Regions from separate parts of the Homo sapiens genome. Here regions 1 and 3 are each linked to region 2. A link is a contact called in ENCODE Hi-C or POLR2A ChIA-PET data. All regions are on one chromosome and are shown on one strand. Each heading gives the region's core, a stretch centred on a gene start or an enhancer-like site at or near the end of the contact. The rest is flanking DNA. Distances are from core to core; before and after follow the strand shown. Region 1 overlaps DGUOK (deoxyguanosine kinase). Region 2 overlaps TET3 (tet methylcytosine dioxygenase 3). Region 3 overlaps DGUOK-AS1 (DGUOK antisense RNA 1).

Evidence for each region. Hi-C counts contacts between places; a loop is a spot of excess contacts on that map. ChIA-PET counts read pairs that join two places held with the same protein, here RNA polymerase II (POLR2A). Pooled maps may share reads with other maps.
Region 1: a loop to region 2 is called in a map of posterior vena cava, with 29 times the contacts of the local background. The contact joins two enhancer-like sites. A Hi-C loop is called at or near these places in 2 of 168 maps with a recorded cell type or tissue (posterior vena cava and sigmoid colon) and 5 of 50 pooled maps. POLR2A ChIA-PET finds 5 or more read pairs at or near these places in 4 of 52 experiments (AG04449, activated T-cell, activated naive CD4-positive, alpha-beta T cell and 1 more).
Region 3: a loop to region 2 is called in a map of testis, with 2.2 times the contacts of the local background. The contact joins two enhancer-like sites. A Hi-C loop is called at or near these places in 1 of 168 maps with a recorded cell type or tissue (testis). POLR2A ChIA-PET finds 5 or more read pairs at or near these places in 5 of 52 experiments (AG04450, K562, activated T-cell and 2 more).

The regions. Positions count from the first base shown.
Region 1 is chr2:73,947,247-73,950,095 of GRCh38, forward strand. The region is part of intron 3 of DGUOK (deoxyguanosine kinase); the gene reads left to right. Among named protein-coding and RNA genes, the nearest start is that of DGUOK, 22 kb to the left of the region's middle. Within about 2 kb of position 1,590, at least 4 of the 41 ENCODE cell types and tissues checked have a DNase peak (open chromatin) inside an H3K27ac peak, as active enhancers do.
Region 2 is chr2:74,098,673-74,102,345 of GRCh38, forward strand. It overlaps TET3 (tet methylcytosine dioxygenase 3), which reads left to right. Exons shown (of 12, transcript NM_001287491.2): 11 at 604-940; 12 at 1,721-3,673. The coding sequence ends at 3,504. Among named protein-coding and RNA genes, the nearest start is that of BOLA3, 47 kb to the right of the region's middle. RefSeq lists an enhancer at 778-1,277. Within about 2 kb of position 1,264, at least 4 of the 41 ENCODE cell types and tissues checked have a DNase peak (open chromatin) inside an H3K27ac peak, as active enhancers do.
Region 3 is chr2:73,968,609-73,972,177 of GRCh38, forward strand. The region is part of intron 1 of DGUOK-AS1 (DGUOK antisense RNA 1); the gene reads right to left. Among named protein-coding and RNA genes, the nearest start is that of DGUOK-AS1, 11 kb to the right of the region's middle. RefSeq lists an enhancer at 2,434-2,603. Within about 2 kb of position 1,928, at least 21 of the 41 ENCODE cell types and tissues checked have a DNase peak (open chromatin) inside an H3K27ac peak, as active enhancers do.

The sequences.
Region 1 (2,849 bases), core at 340-2,839, 150 kb before region 2:
CAGTGTATATTCTAAGAAATCAGATGATTCAGTGGTTGATTATCCCCTTTAAGAAAAAAGCAGACGAAATTAAAATTTGTGTTCCTGAAAATGATATAAGAGATATTTTCAGCCTTTTTTTTTTATTGTTCAAGAAAGGATGCTTAGGCAGAAATAGCACATCTGAGAAACTGGCTTCTGTCTCAGATTTAGCCCTTTTTGACCCCTTCTTCTGTGAGAGGGCTTTTTGCTGGCCAGAGTCTAGTGGACATCAGTGCCTGTGTCAGATCAGGGATGGGCATCATCCTGACCACCTGAGGGAGTGAGATGTGAAGTCACTTTGAATGCAAGCTAGCAGCACCCTGGGAAGTGAGCCCATCTGCTCCAGAAGAGCTAGGCCGTGCAGGCTCCGGAATGCCTGGCTCTGCTGCAGAGACCAGGCTGTGACTTGAGGTTAAGCCGCCTAGAGACAAAGTCAGGATGGCTTGATCTGGACACTGCTGGAGTTTTTCTTATCTGAAGCCTATGAATGACCAGTGTCAGTGTGAAATAGTGCTTTCAAGCAAAACGATCTTTCTTAAGGCTCTTTGAATTATCAAAATGGGAAGTGGTACATTTTCATTGTCACTGCTGAAGACACTCAGTTGGTTACTCTTTTAATTCCAAATTAGACAAACTAGTTCTATTTCTTAGTGCTTCCGGAAAGCCTCCTAGAAGAAAAAAAATAAGGATACATTTGTAAATGACAAGTGATTTTTCTGACTTTACCCTAAAATCATGGAAGATATGTAAAACAAACCCTATAGGCTATCCGTTCCTTGTGTACGTACCCCGAGAGAGCCTACTTTTTATAAAAGCTAAATATGTGAATTACAAATGGCTGGGCTATAGGTTTTACTTCTTTTTCAGCTGTTGGATATCCCACCTGCCTGTTTTCCTCTCTTCTCTCCCAAGCCATGCCTCTCGGACTCCGAAGTTGAATTACATATAACCACATGGGTTGTTTGGAAACATAGTCAGTCTTTATTTCTAGCCGCTTCATGAAGTAGGTGTGTGAGACCCTCAGAGGAAAATAGAGAAGTAGAAACACTTTGTTAATTAGAAATGCATTAAGAAGCTGCATGGATCTTAACCTTTGCTTGTAAAGGAAGAGGTAATAATTGATTACACTGTGGGCATACAACATTCCAGGTGCTATCTTCAGTGAGGGCATTTTCGAGACAGAAAGGAAAACTAATCACAAGTTCTAATCCCGAGGGTAATTTAGACTTTGTTCACTTGCACAGATTTATTGGATGCCTCCTGTGTTGAAGCACCAAGGCTGGCCCTGGGGCTGCAGCAGTGAATAAGGCAGACCCAGTCCCTGCCTAACAGGGACTGAACACATGCTCACGTGTGTGATATTTGTTCCAAAGGAGGAACACAGGTTATCTGGGAGAGTTGATTATAGCGAGGAAGAAATCTTAGTCTTTTCTGTTTGAGTTAAAGGAAACATTAGCATATGGTTTTAGAGCAGAGGCCCTGACTCCTAGATCCTTATGCCCTGTTCTGTCCTGCAGCCCCTGCATTCAGTCTGCAGTACTTCCCTCCCACTCAGCACCACACCCTTCTGCCCCTCACCCCATCACCACCACAAGCTTTGAAGAAATAAAGGAAGTGCTCTTTCTCAAGAAAGCCAAGAACCCCTTTCATAGGGCTTATTAGCAAATCTTTAATTTCTCTTTATAAGATCCTTTTTTGTTTTAAGACAGAGTCTCGCTCTGTCGCCCAGGCTGGAGTGCAGTGGTGTAATCTTGGCTCACTGCAACCTCCGCCTCCTGGGTTCAAGCAATTCTTGTGCCTCAGTCTCCTGAGTAGCTGGGATTACAGGGACACGCCATCATGCCTGGCTAATTTTTGTGTTTTTAGTAGAAACGGGGTTTCACCATGTTGGCCAGGCTGGTCTCAAACTCCTGGCCTCAGGTGATCCGTCCGCCTCAGCCTCCAAAAGTGCTGGGATTACAGGTGTGAGCCACAGTGCGTGGCCACTTTATAGGATCTTAATTTCATCTTCTAGTTATCTGTAAAGAACTCAAAAACATTTTGAGTTTAAAATGTTACCCTTTTATTTGTTCTCATCAACTAGACTATGGCTAAACCATTCCAGACTGGGAAAGTTTACTTGTGGAGTTTCTAAGTTAGCTTCTTCATAGCCTAACAAAAAGCAGTTATAATAATAACTAAGATATCTAGAAGACTATGTGCCAGTCACTCTTCTAAGCACTTTGTGAGGATTATTACAAGACATCATCATAACAGGCTGAGAGGATTTAGGTGACTTGCCTGAAGTTACATAGCTAGTGAATGTTTCAGCCAGTATCAGACCCTGAAATGTTATTCTGGAAGGTATTCTCTCAGTGGTGACACTCACAGCCTTGCAGTCTGTACTTTCCTGAGCCATCATACACAAGGGTTCTGAATTTTATTTTCTCCAAAGTGGCCAGTTGCTGAGCATTGCCTTGGAAACTGGAGTCCCTTGCTTAGGATGCAAATTGTGTTTTTTATTAAAATGCCTGAGGTTTGAAAGCAGGATTGACCCCTGGTTTGTCTGAAGCCATGGTTTATGTTTAGCTCTGATTTCCTGTTTACCAGATGCTCTTTTGGTTGTAGAAATAAGCAGGGGGCAAAGCTGGTTTGATTTTTAGCTTTAGCTTTCTTTTATCTGAACTAGAAACTCAGCAGCAGAGGAAGCAAGCAAGCAGGAGCTCATAATGCATTTTGCAGGAGAGTCTGCTTTCTTAGTAATACTGAAATTAGTAGGAAATGCATTTTCTGCTCCATAGAGGACACCACATAAATACTATTTCTTCTGCATGTCTCAGCTAAACAAA
Region 2 (3,673 bases), core at 14-2,513:
CAACCTCCATCTCTGGGTTCAAGCAATTCTCCTGTCTCAGCCTCCCAAGTAGCTGGGATTACAGGCGCATGCCACCACGCCAGGCTAATTTTTATATTTTTGGTAGAGACAGGGTTTCATCATATTGATCAGGCTAGTCTCGACCTCCTGACCTCAGGTGATCCACCCGCCTTGGCCTCCCAAAAGGAAACGTATTTTAAGAGCAAAAGGAGGCTGAGTGTTTAGAACAAGGAAGATAATGGTGGACGGTCTGAGCTTCACTGGGCAACGTGGTGCTGTGGCGTCAGTGCTATGCCAGAGGGCAGAGCAAGCCTCCAGGTCCTGGCCAGGCCCCTTGCCAGGTATCTCATCTCCTCTCAGCCTTCTTAGGATCATAGGAGATAATGTGCCTTGAAAGTTGATGAGTGGACTGTAAATGCTGGTGATACTGTTGCCCCGTGAACCAAGATCAATGTGCTTTCCACAAACTCTTGGAAGTAGTAGTGGCTGGTATTGGGATTGTGTGGGGAAAGATGAGGTCATGTGTTTTGGGTGCTCAGACCCCTCTCTCCCAGCACTCGGTCCCCCAACCCCATGTCCTCTCTCCCCCACTGCTTGGGGCAGGTCTGCACCCTGACCAAGGAAGACAATCGCTGCGTGGGCAAGATTCCCGAGGATGAGCAGCTGCATGTTCTCCCCCTGTACAAGATGGCCAACACGGATGAGTTTGGTAGCGAGGAGAACCAGAATGCAAAGGTGGGCAGCGGAGCCATCCAGGTGCTCACCGCCTTCCCCCGCGAGGTCCGACGCCTGCCCGAGCCTGCCAAGTCCTGCCGCCAGCGGCAGCTGGAAGCCAGAAAGGCAGCAGCCGAGAAGAAGAAGATTCAGAAGGAGAAGCTGAGCACTCCGGAGAAGATCAAGCAGGAGGCCCTGGAGCTGGCGGGCATTACGTCGGACCCAGGTGTGTGGGGGGAGGGTGCCCGCTTGGAGTCACAATGGCACTGTCCTCATGGGGGCCCCTGCTCTTCCACGCACCCTCCTGCATCACACTGGAACTGGGGCCTCTGCTTAATTGTCAGTCAGAAGGGTATCTGCAGCAGCCACAGCCAGCCTGATAGGAGGCCGTGGGGATGCAAGTACAGCAGGACTTGTTATCTGCGTGGAAGTGAGCTTGGTAGAGGGGAAGCACTGGGTTTCTCCTCTAGTTTGCATCCCTCAGAGAATCAGAGGCTCCCCTCTGAGCTCTAGTTTGCTCCCCTCTGAGATACTGAGGTGAGTAGCAGCACTTCAGGACATGTGGGTGTGTGCCAGGGCAGCAGGGCTTATGGGCGGAGACGGTTGCTGGCAGGCATCTGAGTTCTCATTCTCCTGGCCCTGGTCCCTGCAGTGATCCCGACTGGGCTGGGCACAGAGTGGGTGGTGGTGGTTCAGTACAACTTCTGGAGTTCTCTAGGGTGAAGAGAGGAGTCGGTGGGGGTACTGTGGACCCCGCATGAGGTGCTTCTCAGCAGGGATCGCCTCCTCCCACCCCCAGTGGGGCTGGGGCTGGGGCCTGTGCTGAGCAGGGCCCAGGGAGTACGACCCGTTCTGGGCTGGACATGCCTCAGCACCTCACCTGCCTGTCCCAAAAGAGGAAACATCCCTGGGAAAGAGGGAGGGTCCATCCCCAGTCCCCGACCCAGGGCCTCTCCAGGCTGTGGTGTTGTCTGCCCCTCTGCCATCTTGCCTTCTGTTTCCCCAGGCCTGTCTCTGAAGGGTGGATTGTCCCAGCAAGGCCTGAAGCCCTCCCTCAAGGTGGAGCCGCAGAACCACTTCAGCTCCTTCAAGTACAGCGGCAACGCGGTGGTGGAGAGCTACTCGGTGCTGGGCAACTGCCGGCCCTCCGACCCTTACAGCATGAACAGCGTGTACTCCTACCACTCCTACTATGCACAGCCCAGCCTGACCTCCGTCAATGGCTTCCACTCCAAGTACGCTCTCCCGTCTTTTAGCTACTATGGCTTTCCATCCAGCAACCCCGTCTTCCCCTCTCAGTTCCTGGGTCCTGGTGCCTGGGGGCACAGTGGCAGCAGTGGCAGTTTTGAGAAGAAGCCAGACCTCCACGCTCTGCACAACAGCCTGAGCCCGGCCTACGGTGGTGCTGAGTTTGCCGAGCTGCCCAGCCAGGCTGTTCCCACAGACGCCCACCACCCCACTCCTCACCACCAGCAGCCTGCGTACCCAGGCCCCAAGGAGTATCTGCTTCCCAAGGCCCCCCTACTCCACTCAGTGTCCAGGGACCCCTCCCCCTTTGCCCAGAGCTCCAACTGCTACAACAGATCCATCAAGCAAGAGCCAGTAGACCCGCTGACCCAGGCTGAGCCTGTGCCCAGAGACGCTGGCAAGATGGGCAAGACACCTCTGTCCGAGGTGTCTCAGAATGGAGGACCCAGTCACCTTTGGGGACAGTACTCAGGAGGCCCAAGCATGTCCCCCAAGAGGACTAACGGTGTGGGTGGCAGCTGGGGTGTGTTCTCGTCTGGGGAGAGTCCTGCCATCGTCCCTGACAAGCTCAGTTCCTTTGGGGCCAGCTGCCTGGCCCCTTCCCACTTCACAGATGGCCAGTGGGGGCTGTTCCCCGGTGAGGGGCAGCAGGCAGCTTCCCACTCTGGAGGACGGCTGCGAGGCAAACCGTGGAGCCCCTGCAAGTTTGGGAACAGCACCTCGGCCTTGGCTGGGCCCAGCCTGACTGAGAAGCCGTGGGCGCTGGGGGCAGGGGATTTCAACTCGGCCCTGAAAGGTAGTCCTGGGTTCCAAGACAAGCTGTGGAACCCCATGAAAGGAGAGGAGGGCAGGATTCCAGCCGCAGGGGCCAGCCAGCTGGACAGGGCCTGGCAGTCCTTTGGTCTGCCCCTGGGATCCAGCGAGAAGCTGTTTGGGGCTCTGAAGTCAGAGGAGAAGCTGTGGGACCCCTTCAGCCTGGAGGAGGGGCCGGCTGAGGAGCCCCCCAGCAAGGGAGCGGTGAAGGAGGAGAAGGGCGGTGGTGGTGCGGAGGAGGAAGAGGAGGAGCTGTGGTCGGACAGTGAACACAACTTCCTGGACGAGAACATCGGCGGCGTGGCCGTGGCCCCAGCCCACGGCTCCATCCTCATCGAGTGTGCCCGGCGGGAGCTGCACGCCACCACGCCGCTTAAGAAGCCCAACCGCTGCCACCCCACCCGCATCTCGCTGGTCTTCTACCAGCACAAGAACCTCAACCAGCCCAACCACGGGCTGGCCCTCTGGGAAGCCAAGATGAAGCAGCTGGCGGAGAGGGCACGGGCACGGCAGGAGGAGGCTGCCCGGCTGGGCCTGGGCCAGCAGGAGGCCAAGCTCTACGGGAAGAAGCGCAAGTGGGGGGGCACTGTGGTTGCTGAGCCCCAGCAGAAAGAGAAGAAGGGGGTCGTCCCCACCCGGCAGGCACTGGCTGTGCCCACAGACTCGGCGGTCACCGTGTCCTCCTATGCCTACACGAAGGTCACTGGCCCCTACAGCCGCTGGATCTAGGTGCCAGGGAGCCAGCGTACCTCAGCGTCGGGCCTGGCCCGAGCTGTCTCTGTGGTGCTTTTGCCCTCATACCTGGGGGCGGGTTGGGGGTGCAGAAGTCTTTTTATCTCTATATACATATATAGATGCGCATATCATATATATGTATTTATGGTCCAAACCTCAGAAC
Region 3 (3,569 bases), core at 678-3,177, 130 kb before region 2:
GCTCATGCTGTGCGCTCTCCCTGGAGTGCCCTTCACCTCTAAGCCCCTCGGCATCCCCAATTGCCATCTTCAGGAAGCTTCTGCTGACTCTACCCTGGCTGTGTCAGGCACCTCCCTTCGAGCTCCTGTCAAATGCCTTTTGCATTTATCTGTTTTTCTTACACATAGTATTAAAATCATCTCTCTCTGTCTTTTTTTTTTTTTTTTTTTTTTTTTTGAGACGGCATCTCACTCATCGCCCAGGCTGGAGTGGTGAAGTGGTGTGATCTCGACTTAGTACAACCTCCACCCCCTGGGTTCAAGTGATTCTTCTGCCTTAGCTTCCAGAGTAGCTGGGATTACAGGTGCCCGCCACCATGCCCGCCTAATTTTTGTATTTTTAGTAGAGATGGGGTTTTGCCATGTTGGCCAGGCTGGTCTCAAACTCCTGACCTCAGGTGATCCACTCGCCTCAGCCTCCCAAAGTGCTAGGATTACAGGTGTGAGCCACCATGCCTGGTCTAAAATCATCTCTTTGTCTCTTTATTAGAGCATGGCTTATGTCTTATCCCACTTTGTATCTCCAGTGCCTGGCACATGGGAGTGGGTAATTCAATAGATACTGGACAAATGGAAAGCAGGAAGAAAGAAGAAAAAGGGACGCAGGCTGAGCCTGAGAAAGACCCCTTGCACTAAGCAATGAAACACCTCCCACACCCTTACCCCTCCATGCTGCGAGCAACATACTTGCTAACATACTTAGCTACGTACTCGCTAAGACCCAGGCCAGCTGCAGGTGGGCTCTGAGCAGCCTCTCTGACTCTGGACTAGATTACGTGACTGTAAGATCCTTAGAACGGATGGTAGAAATAGATGATGATGATGAGCCCTTTGATTCTGCCCTCAGAGCCACCCCCTCCCCCATGATCCTGGAGGCCACTTTGAATCATGAAGTGCCTCATAAAGAGAGAATTGCAAAAGACAGAAGAAGCCTCAGGCCCTGACTTCACAGAACTGCAACTTTAGCCCTGGACTCTCTCCTCAGACTTCTACATGAGAAAGCTGTAAACTACTTTTGTTTTGTTTTTTTTGAGACAGAACCTTGCTCTGTCACCGAGGCTGGAGTGCAGTGGTGCAATCTCAGCTCACTGCAACCTACACCTCCTGGTTTCAAGCTATTCTACTGCCTCAGCCTCCCGAGTAGCTGGGATTACAGGCATGTGCCACCACCATGCCTGGCCAGAAAGCTATAAACTTTGAAGCCACTGTTTAGGATTTTATCATTGTATACAATTGTGCTAATATATCCTGTGGCTCTGAGCTTGTTGCAACATTCTCTCTTGCCTAATTTGGGGCCCTGCTTGCAGTGCAGGTGTGTGCCCCATGGCTTACGACTGGGGACCCCGGACAAACGTTACCTGGTACTGGACAGCCTCTGCAGTGATAGATAGTTCCCTGGCCACCAGCGCTGGCACATGGGAGGAATCAGAGAAGGGGATTGGGAGAAACTGTATCACCCTGGGCAAGTCACTGAACATCTCTATATTTTAGGTCCCTTGCTTTGAAAGCAAGGAAGACCATCTTTAAGGTCCTGACAGTCTCCTGCTTAAAATATCCACCTTATGAATGAATAAGCAGCATGGAGTACATGGAGGACTTGGGTTTAGACATCACACAAATCTGGTTCCAAATCCTGGCTGGGCCACTCACCAGCAGCGCAACTTGGACAACTTGCCTCTCTGAGCTTCTGTTTTCCTTAAATCTGAAAATGAAACTAATTTTGCAACTATTTTTCAAGTGGTACCAAGAATTAGAAATATTGTAGACAAACTTCTGGGCAGAGTAGCCACTCAGTAAATGGAACTGGTAGGTGCATGTGAGTGGAGAGAAAGAAAGAGCTGGTGAGTGCTTCACAAAGTACAGCTGAGCTGAGCCTTGAAGGGTGAGGTGAGGACCATTCGGGCAGGTAGGGTGGGAAGGACGGTCCAAGCAGGGGAGCAGCATGGGCAAAGGAAGGAACACACAGGATGTGATGGTGAAGGGTGGGGTGCGTCGAGGTCCTTGTGGGATCAGACCTCATGCCCCTAAGCGTGATACCACTGTGGACCAAAATGAGTGCTGCTTCCAGCTAAGGAGCTTCCTGGATTACATGGCATTCTAGCTGGGCATTAAGTGAAGTAGGATTTTTAGAGCAAGACTGGGTTGAGGGTGATTTGGAGTAAACACCATAAGCAAAGGCAGGGAGCTAAGAAAAGAGCCTGTGAGGGGGTGGGGTTGGGCAGGGAGACCGCAAGGCTAGAGTAGAGGGCAATAGCAGGCAAGAAATGCTCAAATGTTTTAAATAGAGTGCTTGGCAAAGACAAGCCAGGCCAGCCAAGCCTCCATTGCTCACACTGTTGTCTTATCTGTTTCTTTCAGCATTTCTACGTAGGCTGTATCTTTGAGGCCAGAGCCCAAATGCCCGGGTCTGGAAGGAGTCTCTGAGGTCCCTTGGGAGACCCAGCAAAGGGGACCGGTGTGGGACTTCTGCTCAGAAGGTGGAGGGCTGGGAGAGCAGGCAGGCATTCACTCTGCTTCCTTCCTGCCTGGTGGCTGGCTGCATGCCCTGAACTTGACCTCAGATGACCTGCGTGTTCCCTTCAGTTTCAGTGCCAGCAGCAGTGAGCTTCATCTTTGGCTTTTTTTCTCCTTCAGAGCAGAGACTTTCTCTCTGCTCAAACTGGGTTTTTTTTGTGGTGGTGGTGGTTGTTGTTGGCTTTTTTTTTTTTGAGATGGAGTCTCGCTTTCTCACCCAGGCTGGAGTGCAGTGGTGCGATCTCAGCTCACTGCAATCTCCTCCTCCCAGGTTCAAGTGATTCTCCCACCTCAGCCTCCAGAGTAGCTGGGATTACAGGCATGCGCCACAACACCCGGCTAATTTTGTAGTTTTAGTAGAGACAGGGTTTCACCACGTCGGTCAGGCTGGTCTCATACTCCTGACCTTAAGCAATCCACCCGCCTCGGCCTCCCAAAGTGCTGGGATTACAGGTGTGAGCCACGGAGCCCGGCCTCAAACTGGTTTTTGCAGCACCAAAAATCTCCCCAGTACTTGGGCAGACCTTGCCGGTGGGGTGTCTACTGTTGTCTGCCTTTTTTCAGTTTAGAATGATGATTTTAATGGTGCTAGATCATTGTATAGGTACGTAAATAAAGACTAAGGGTGTGTTTGTACAGATGGGAGTGTGTAAGACACGTTTTTCCCAAGCAGACACAGCTAGTTAGCAGCAGAGCTGGAATAGCCCGGGTGTCCTGACACTCAAGCCAGTGCTTGCTGCCCTGCCTATGAGCTGCTTAACTCTGTACACCTCAAATGTCAGCATCTTGAAATCATTGTGTGAAAAAGTGAGTTGGGTTTCAGGCATTGTCCTTGTTAACCCACCACATGCTCAGATGTTCTGTGGTTTGGGTTGGCATGCAAAATAATTCCAAAAATGCCTGGATTTGTCCAATGTCACTGATTAGTGCTTGCTTTAGAAGACTAAGTCCAGCATTAGCCTCAGTAAGGTACAAGGAACTACCACAGTTTCTCCTTGATCAAATGCATAAGGTAT